Regions from separate parts of the Mus musculus genome. Here region 2 is linked to region 1. Evidence: chromatin contacts called from ENCODE Hi-C or POLR2A ChIA-PET data. All regions are on one chromosome and are shown on one strand. Each heading gives the region's core, a stretch centred on a gene start or an enhancer-like site at or near the end of the contact. The rest is flanking DNA. Distances are from core to core; before and after follow the strand shown.

The links. Hi-C counts contacts between places; a loop is a spot of excess contacts on that map. ChIA-PET counts read pairs that join two places held with the same protein, here RNA polymerase II (POLR2A).
Region 2: a map of gastrocnemius shows a loop between it and region 1 (2.8-fold over the local background). The contact joins the enhancer-like site here to the promoter of Fam43a in region 1. A Hi-C loop is called at or near these places in 4 of 37 maps with a recorded cell type or tissue (CH12.LX, gastrocnemius, heart and 1 more). POLR2A ChIA-PET finds 5 or more read pairs at or near these places in 4 of 5 experiments (Patski and embryonic stem cell).

Annotation. Positions count from the first base shown.
Region 1 is chr16:30,595,718-30,600,995 of GRCm38, forward strand. It overlaps Fam43a (family with sequence similarity 43, member A), which reads left to right and starts at 4,006. Exons shown (of 1, transcript NM_177632.3): 1 at 4,006-5,278. The coding sequence starts at 4,883.
Region 2 is chr16:30,773,468-30,778,332 of GRCm38, forward strand. No RefSeq gene overlaps it. Among named protein-coding and RNA genes, the nearest start is that of Gm33502, 18 kb to the right of the region's middle. Within about 2 kb of position 2,095, at least 2 of the 3 ENCODE cell types and tissues checked have a DNase peak (open chromatin) inside an H3K27ac peak, as active enhancers do; they include gastrocnemius and heart, where a contact is called at or near this core.

The DNA.
Region 1 (5,278 bases), core at 2,756-5,255:
TGGTTGGGACACGAGTCAAGGTCTAACTGCCTCAATTGTTTGTTGGGGAACTATCGGTTCAGTTCTGCTTGTCACTACAGAGACAACTATCTGTCCAGGGACATCTTCTAAGAAGATTGGCTCTATCATTCTGTTTCCTGTCGCTATAACAAAACACGAAAAGTTAGCCACTTAGCGAGAAAAATGGTTTATCAAGTCCACAGTTTAGGAAGTCTAAAATCTAAACAACATAGCACTGGATCTGCCAAGAAGCCCCTTGGCTGCTTCCTCTCACGGCAGATGGCGTGGCATACATCAGAGCCTACACATGACAGAGAAACCATGTGGTGAGACACAAGGCTGGAAAAGGATCCGAGGGCCCGCTTTTGCTCTTTTGTAGTGATATTGTTTGGTGGAAATTAGCTGGAGTCCCACACAAATGGTGGGAAACCCCTCGAAGGGCGGTGCCTCAAGTGACTCAGTCGCTTCTCATTAGTGTTAGTGGAGGCGGCTGCAGGGCTGAGGGGGTTAAAAAACCTCACAGGAGTCCAGGACAAAGGGGCTGCAACTGTAAGATGCTAGGGTCACAGAGGGGGACGAAGAAGCCTGAAAGTCCTTGAGTCCATTTAGCTTATTACAAAACCTAAATGCCTTTATATTAGCTGTGGCTTTTGTTCAGGACAACATTGCGTAAGCCAACAGCCACAGTAAAGAAGGAAGGGAAGTGGGGGGGGGGGGGAGATTAAGTTTAATGCAATGCCTTCGATCTACCTCACAGTAGCCTAAATGTTGTTACTCAGCATGGAATTCATATACAATTATTACAACTTTTTGGTCTAATTAAGTCATCAAAAAGCACATTTGTGGTGTACTTCAACTTGAGTCAACCACCTCCTGGGTGCTCGAGAGCCACGCACACCAACTTTACCAGACTGTGCAAGCATCTCTTTGAGTGCCTGGCTCCCTCAGATGTTCGGTGTTCATGGCTATCCCCGAGAAACATCTTCCAGCTTTGAAAGCAGCCACTTTCACTCCTAGTACTGCCTCCTGTTCACCAGCGACTTAGCATTTTATTCCTTTTATTAGGCATTTTATTCCTTGGGTGTTGGTCATCTGCCTCTCCACAGGCTATCACTCCCAGGAAAGCAAACACCCCCAGCTGCACTACTGCTCAGCCTCCAGCAATGTCATCACCACAGCAGACTCTACAAATATTTTTTCAAAGGATTCCAGAGTCACCATTGTCACCTTGAAGTCCGTGTCCAGTGAGTGGGACAGCGGGGGAGGAGGAGCACTATGCAAAACACACAGTGGCAGAAAGCCAGTTCAAAAGCCCTCTAGGAGGCTGGTTCTCAGATGCCAAGTGAGAGGCTGGCACTCCTGCTGGCAGCGTTTCTTTTCAGCTGTGACTTGGTGTATTGATTCAATCGCCGGCTTGTCCAGTTTTGTGAGAAACAACCTCACCAAGCGGCACTTCCGCCTGCCGCCAGTAGATGGAGTAGCGTCATTGAAAATTCAGCCCATAGTGTCTAACCAGTTTCTCCAAGGACCCTGCTGAGCGGTTCTCTGTGAACCTGCTTGTCATCTGCTCCTCCCTCTCACCGAGGGTCTGCGACCTCAGAGTTCAGCGAGGCTGGCCAGGTTCTCCAGACGGCAAGGTAGGTAGACCCCCCAAAGGCTATCCAAGGTCCAGGTCTGCAGGAGATATAAAGGTTTCTTCCTTCCTGGGTCTTAGAGCACAAGCCCAGGACGTGACTCACACATGGGGTGTTCCCATTCACCTAGAACCTTTCTGCTCTTCCAAGATCGAAACAAGCTTATTAAACAGGTAGTTAGGCATGACACAGCCTGTACCTCTGAGACTGGTGCTCTGGCTGCCACCAGAGAGCTGTAGTGGATGCTTCCTTATCGCTGCTTCTCTCTGGTTTCTCTGTAACTGGGTGTAGCCCATAGTCATACCTTCATTGGAGATGAGACCAGCTTTGGTCCTCTTTTTGCTCCCCGAAGCCCTTCTGGCCCTCAGACATCCTGGACACTTGGCAATGTTAACTTCTTGGATATGGGCTCTAGTTTAGAATTTAGAGTTGGGGATTATAGAGGATCACTCAGCTGAAGGCTAAGTTGGCATGCTTTCCCCAGAATATTTTGTTCTTTCGAATTTGCAAGTTGTCATTATTGGCATTGAACAATAATTTCTATTGTGTGCACACACAAATACGCACAATATTGCAGTCCCTTTGGCAGAAAAGAAACATCAATGTTGGCATGATGGATTATTATAATTCTGGTTTGTTCCATCCTGGTGTCTGGTATTCCCCCCCCCCCCCCCGCCTTAGCCCACCCACACAGCTGGCAAGTTGGGCACTAGGACCCTCGTTAACGGCCAGTCAGGAAAAGGCCATTTCTTCCTACAGAGAGAGAGGGTTTTAAATCCATTATAGGACATTTCTTTGATGGGGAAACATTTCTTTATTGTTATCACTGACTCTGTCGAATCTCATACAAGTGTCTGCATTTTAATCTTGGCATTGCATCATCCTCTGCTCTCAGAGAGCCCTCCAATCCCCCTCCCACTTGGGGAAATCATCTTTCAAACATCGCTTGCTCCCTGGATCCTCTTTAATTTTCTTAGTCACTGGGAACTCTCTTTTCTCTTTTCCCAGATTCTCATAGGACTTTGGGCTTTTCTGGCTGAAGTTAACCCAGCAAAAAAAAAAAAAAAAAAAATATATATATATATATATATATATATATATATATATATATATGTTTGCTCGGATGTCTCATTCATCAAATAGAAGTCGTTTAGCTTTTACTGGTTGGCCCCTGGGTGTCCAGAAGGTTGTGGAGGGTTCAGAGGGGCAAGCCGGCGAGTGAGGGTATCTTGTCTAGAGCTAGACATGGTGGTGCATGCCACAATGTGGAGACGGAGACAAGAGGATCCAAATGTGCGTAGAGCCTGATCGAGGTAACCAGATCCTGTCTCAGGGGAGGGAAAATAAAGGGGAACAAACAAACCCCACGTTGTCCAGTTAGCTCGTGAAAAAAGAGTATGAAAAGTATCATCTGAGTTTTTACTAAGCATTGTCACCCAAATTGCATCAGTGATGGCTCTACAAACAGCAGCACAGCCTTACTTAGAAACTTCATATGTCTCGAAAAAGTGCCTTACTCTGAGGGTCTGTGGCAGTTTGGGTCGGGGGTGGAAACTGGAAGCAAGTAACTTAGGGACCATTCACTACTGTGTTCAATATTGTTCATGGCAGTCATCTTAACCACGAACTTTCCACTACCTGCTTGCTGCTCACCGGCGGATAAATGGCACCAGGAGAAGAGTAACAGGCAAAAAATTGATTCTCTTATAGTTTGCCCCCCCCTCCTGATTCCCCCCCCCCCCCCCCCCAGTTTCTCTGTGTAGCCCTGGCTCTCCTGGAACTCACTCTGTAGACCAGGCTGGTCTCGAACTCAGAAATCCGCCTGCCTCTGCCTCCCAAGTGCTGGGATTAAAGGTGTGCGCCACCACCGCCTGGCTCTTTATTTTCCTTAATAGATGATTATTAAAGAATAATAGTAAACAGAACCTGCAAATTCTCTTGAAGTTGTCACAGAAGGAACACAACAACAGTCACCACAACGACAAAATACTACGCAATTTTCCCCAGAGCCTACAAGCTCAACTTCCACCGCCTCCTCCAGAAGTTTCGATCTAGACGTAGACTTATTCAGCGAGTTGCAATTTAGCCTAGGGTGGAGTGTCAAAGTTTAAGTTCCTCTTGCTATCTATCGGGTAACTCCAGGTCTTTTGGTTTCTATAGCTAAAAGAGATGCTGGTAAATTTGGAACGTGGTTGCCTAAGTGGACTAGTCTTCCCTTCTCTCGACCAGTGCCTGCAACCTGGTCCCTTTAAGAGACCAGAACTGCGTCCGGCGTCGCAGCCCTAAAGGGATCCTCTCCTGTGCTCCTCCCCTGTCCGCGCGGTGAATGGTTCGTGCCGGCCTATATTAACCCGAGATCTTCCTCCCGGACGGCAATGATGTGAAGCGAGCAAGTCGGCTACCGCGCGCACGACCACAGAGGGCGCGCTGCAGATCGCCGAGAACCCCGAAGCGGAGCCGGACACCCCCGGAGGGAAGCAATGAGGTAGCGGCAGTCCCCGGAGCGGACGATGTGCGCGTCCTGCCCTCCGAACCCCGCGCTACCTTGGCCGAGACGGCCGAGCGCGAGTCTCCGGCGTCCCCTCGGAGCGAGGATGCAGTGAGCTGCGGGACCGCTGTGCTTGGCCCGCCGCGGCCAGCCAGACCTCTCGGACCACACTTGGGGCAAGCTGCTTATTCAGGGACCAGTCCAGCCAAGGGGCTCGCCCTCTTCTGCACCCACTGGGGGTGGGGAGCACCGGCCCCTGGGCGCACTGCTGTAGTTTCCGCGGCTCCTGGCCCTGGCCCAAGACTTGTGTGTGTGTCACGTTCGCTGAAGAAGAGTTCCAGCTTATTTCTCTCACCATCCCGGTTGCTTTGGCCGAGCCGCCCACCTTTATTTATTTGTACGCACTCATTTGGCCTTTTTCTAAAATATTTTCCGCTCCGCTCTCTTATTTTGTTGCTTGTTTGAGACTTTTGTCCTGGTCCTCCTCATCTAGGCTTCTCTCTCTCTCTCTCTCTCTCTCTCTCTCTCTCTCTCTCTTTCCTGAATATTTTTTTCTAATATCCTACCCCAGTCCCTGCGGGGTTCCCAAGCACTATCTGGCCTCTCCTGCCTCCATCTCCCTGCCCCGGAGGTCCTCCCAGCCTGAGTTTTATTTTTCGAGCTTGCCCGGGCCAAGCGTAGCCTGGGTTGGTGGCCCTGCGGGGCTCTCACCCCGCGCTCGGCCACCGCCGCCCCAGCCACTCCCGGGCGTCCTCCGGAGATGCTGCCGTGGAAGAAGCACAAGTTCGAGCTGCTGGCCGAGGCGCCGCCGCGGCAGGCGTCCAAGCCTAAGGGCTACGCTGTGAGCCTGCACTACTCCGCGCTCAGCTCCTTGGCGAGAGCCTGCCCGGAAGGCGCGCTCAGCCGGGTGGGCAGCATGTTCCGCTCCAAGCGCAAGAAGCTGCACATCACCAGCGAGGACCCCACTTACACTGTGCTCTACCTGGGGAATGCCACCACCATCCAGGCGCGCGGGGACGGTTGCACTGACCTAGCGGTGGGCAAGATCTGGAGCAAGAGTGAGGCCGGCCGTCAAGGGACTAAGATGAAGCTGACCGTGAGTGCGCAAGGCATCCGCATGGTGCATGCCGAGGAGCGAGCGCTGCGACGTCCCGGC
Region 2 (4,865 bases), core at 845-3,344, 180 kb after region 1:
TATTTCGAGAGGTTGTGGAGTCTTCAGGACCCATAGGGTGGCTCTAACAGGGCAGGCCTTACATGTTAGAGCCAGCCCAGCTTTCTTCCGAGCTCAAAGGTGATACAACCTGCTGACACCGGGAAGCTGCCTGCTGCTTGGAGACTGGATGGGGATTGAATTGAAGTTACCTGGTCAGGGAGGGGCCCTGATAGGAGGTGCATGCAGCCAAGCAGGGAGGTTAGGGAGAAGCAGAAGGAACAGAATCACAGTCTTCAGGTGTACTGGGTCTGTGGCGACCCTGGGAAGGTGGCCTGAACCTGTGCACAAAGGTGGCACAACCTGCGGACACACTGGGCTGACTGAGGAAGGGAGGGGGCAATGGGAGAGGAGGGTAGATCGGAAGCGGTGAGGCCAGCCAGAACAGGAGGAGACGGTGTGTCCAGCGAAATATGGGCCGCTGGGAAGAAAGGGCAGCAAGCTGTGGGTGGTCCCAGTGAAGGGGATGCCACCCGAGTCTCTGCTGCCGAGACATGGCCAGAAGCTTGAGATTCATTCAACAGTGAAGGCAGCCAGCCGTCTAGAGTGTCTGCTAAATCTGTGTTTAGGCAGGTGCGTCTACTGGGGAGGGAGATACCTCTGCTCTCTGTGGGTTCACATCTGGAAGGCTCTGGAAGAACCCACTTTCTAGGGCTATCCCAGAGAAGGCTGGGTGGTACCAGTGGGGTTGCGGCAGGGGAGAGACGTCACTGTGGGGCATCACTAGTGGCTTCATGGTTTCATTCTGGGTGTCTGTATTCCGACTCAGAATCACAGCTAGAAAAAAAACCACCCTTCCTCAGAGTCACTGAGTCTTCGGTGCCTGCTCTGATGATTGACTGAAAGCTCAGGCTTTGCAAGGGGCCCAGGAAGCTCCCTGTGTCACTCTTTCTGCCTCCCTAGGATACCCCGGAAAGAGCCTTAGCGTGGGCATTGCTTCCTAGGGCACACTGACAAAACACTACAAACTGGGCAACCTGAAACAACAGAAACTGGGCCAAAGCACTGGGCCCAGTCCCCGGCACTACAAAAACCAGGCATGGTGGATGGTATAACCCCAGTACTTGGTAATGGAGGCTAGAAGACCAAACATTCAAGGTCACCCTTAGCTACATAGCTAGTTTGAGGCCAGCCTAGGCTATGTGAGATTCTGTGTCAAGAGAACAAAACAGCCACCTCCAGCAATGCATTCTTTCACCCTTCCAGAAACCCAAAAGCCTGGAATCAAGTTGTTGGTACGGCCAGGCTCCCTCTGAAGGTTCTAAAGTATATTTTGTCCCTACCTTTTCCAGCTTCTGTTGGTAACATCGTTCCTTAGCCTTTCTTGGTTATTACCCTCTGTGTATTGATGCCTTTCCATTGCCTTCCTATGAGGAGCATAATCAATGGATTTATGGCCACTCTCATCCCATATGACTTAAACTAATTACACCTGGAAAAACTCTTCTTTTTTTTTTCATGGGTACCAGGCGTTCGTGACCGTGAGGATTGGCGATCAAGTGGAGCATGGCTGTTAAGACTCTCCCAAATGCACATTTAATCACAAAGCAAGTCAGCCACTTCTCTTCCTAGGCATCTGGTTCCCATCTGTACTATGACTGGGGGCTTGGAGGTGCTCAGAGCCCTGCTCTATCCAAAGGAGCTGACTTTCATTAGTTATGCCCGGAAGGCATCTAAGTAGGCAGGTCAGCGGTCATCGGTCAGCAGTGGGAATGGGGCAGAAAGCCAAGATTTCTTGCAAAGGGCTTCTTGCACCACAGGGGAAGGAGTTTCATTCCTGTCAAAGCAGACAACCCAAGCCTTTAGAGATTTCTGAAGCTATAGCCCCAGGCTGTTGGGTGTGTCCCAGCCTGGTCGCTAAGGAGGCTTGAACTCTATTGCCAGAGCTACAGCTCAGAGCTATAAGGAACGCCAGTCCCACCCTCCGGTCCCTCCTCACCATTCATAGCACATGTGCAAAGCAGCCTTCCTGTCAGAGAAGAGCGAGAACCAACTAGATTTAGTACAACAGATTCCAAGGGACATCTGAGGTCATGAACTGGCAAAGGACTGCTGGGTCAGCCTGGCAGGCTGCCAGGTGCCAGCTTGGGGCTCAGCTAAGGAAAAGCAGGAGAAGTCAGGAAGAGGCTTCCGCTGGGCACTGGGGACAGCTTCACGGCACGGCTAGTCCCCTTTGGGTACCAGATGACAGTGGCCACGGTTGTACGCTCCCCCCACCCCTCCATTTTCATGACTCCCTCTTCACAAAAGGCTTTTATCCCTGTGGGCTTGGTTGATTTGATTAGTGGCAGGACCATCCGTTTGACTTTGCAGATAAGGAAATGAAAGCTGAGAGTGGCCCCAGATGACCCAAGATCACTGGGCCTCTTTGAGGGACTTTGAGCCATCTCAGAGACCCTCAGCAGGCTCTCCACCCAGCGTGGTGGTGGCCTTTAGAGTCACCACCTGTCTCCACCTGCTCAGTCATGCAACACAATGGTACGGACAGTCTGTTCCCTTGCTCTTGTATAAAGTGTGAATACACGCGTCTTTATAGAAGATTGCTTTTTATTGATTTATAACTGGCCATATAAATGAAATCAGTGTGTGAACTATGCAAACATGGGTTTAAGACAAGCCTGGAGAACTCCCAGTGCCTCAGCCACTCCAGACGGGCCTCTTGGGGAGACCTAGGGCTACGGGGTCCTGCAGGATGAGGTCTGAATCCTGTCTAGGGGCCTGTACTGGGAGGTCTTTGCTAGGCGGTCTCGTGTTGCCAAGGCAGCTTATGTGAGCCGATCCTGCCGAGGACTCTACCCTGGGGCAGACAGTGAGTTATCTCACCCACTGCCTGTGCCTCTGGTGACCGGCTGGGCCAGGCTCTCCTGCAGGGCTGACATTCGTGATTTGCTGAGGGAGGAGCTGCTTCCCCTGGTGACTGAGGGGTGGTTTGAGGCTTTGGCTAGTGAACTGCGTGCCTATTATGCAAATGTCTAGGGTTTGCTTTTGGAATGGCTATAAAAATAGAAAATGAACAAGTCGGAGCTGAGGAAGTGGTGTTTTATAGTTATATGGGAGGAGTGGCAAGGGACTGATGATCCTTGAGCCAGCACCGCGATTCAGTTTCCACTCTGGCATTCAGGCCTCGCTTGCCAGCTTGACCACAAGCGATCCCCGTGTAGAGAACGCCTGGCTGCCACAGGCAGGTGTGGGAAGAAGCACTGAGATCTAAACAGGGGGCCTATCCGAGGTCACAGAGCTCTTATTCGGTGATTCTGTTTGGTAGGAGCCATGAGTGGTCACGGCACCACTTCTGTCCCTTAGCACCAGCCTAGGTGCCAGGCAGACAGTATCCACAGCATCAATCAGGAAAGAGGAAGCCCAGAGAAGGTGGGCAGGGGCTTCTTGTTAACCAGGTCAGGCTTTGTTTTCTGTATCACCACGCTGAGGTTAGCTAACAAAGAAGGTGAAGGGAAAGCAGGAGAGAAGCTGGGGTGTGAGGACAGAGCCCGGAGCCCAGAGCCGGAGCCAGGGAGCTGGTAAGGTGAAGTATTAGAAAGAGAGAACACAGCTGGAGAAAGTCTACGATAGACAAAGCCTCAGAGTGGAGTCCACTCTCCCTCAAGAGAGCCCAGCATGGCTGGCACCATGATAAATCAGCGCGGAAGGGACAACAGAAGCCGCTTCCCCACATCATCCTGACACGTGCACCTTCATGTGGACTCTGTGTGTCCCTCCCTCTCCCGCTGGGTCTGTGGGCACAACTAGGCGAGAGGACCCTCAGCTCTGCCTTCTTCACCACTTATGTCACATCTATGATGTCACTGGAGCCCCGAGAGGGTCCCAGTTCTGCAGACGCTCACTCTTATATAGTCCTGGCTATCCTGGAACTCACTTTGTAGACCAGGCTGGCCTCGAACTCAGAAATCCGCCTGCCTCTGCCTCCCGAGTGCTGGGATTAAAGGCGTGCGCCATCACACCCGGCTTAGCTTTCTTTTTAAATTAGCTTTTAAAGATTTATTTACTTTTATTTTATGTGTACAGGTGTTTTGTCTGCATGTACGATTGTATACTGTATGTGTGCAGTATCCTCAGAAGCTAGAAGAGGGAGACGGATTTCAAAAGGAACTAGAGTTACTGACAGTTGAGAGCCACCATGTGGGCGCTGAGAGTAGGAGTCAGGTCCTCTGGAAGAACAGACAGTGCTCTTAACTACAGAGCCATTTCTCCAGGCCCTCAGTTTTCTATTAAGCATTGTTAAATTGATACTGTGAGTGAGCTAAGTAAGCCACATAGGTAGACATGCCTGACTTTGTACAGTGGCAAAATGCATTGACTAACAAACCATTTATAAGCTGCAACGATTTCCTGAGCTTTAAGTCACTGGGTTTCCTTGATTTTTGCTTGGTCTTCATGACCATCAGTAAATATGGATTCTTTTATTCTATTTCAATTGCAGTCACCGATATTAGTAATTCTCAGGCCACATACATACATTTTACAAAACAATAATAGATTACAGAATGTAAGAAGGGATTACAATGGCTGCGGTGCTGTCAAAGTGGGGCTAAGTGGAGGGAGAAACAGAGCTGATAAATAACAGAGAGAGTCAGTCCCGGCAGATGGTTAAAAATGATGTCAACGAAATAGTCACAGAGCCCTCAGAGGTGATCTGCAGAGGCAGGGCTGGCTCAAGGCAGTCATCTCCTCAGAATGGCAGTTCCACTGGGGAGTTAATTCAGCTGTGGGGCAAGCAGTCAGTAAGGCTTCACTGAAGCCCCAGGGGGATTCCCTTGCCTTCGACTCCATGAATTTACCAGAAGGCCTGCTGGAGGTCAGCAGGTGACGTCATACCCCGGAGTTAGCTG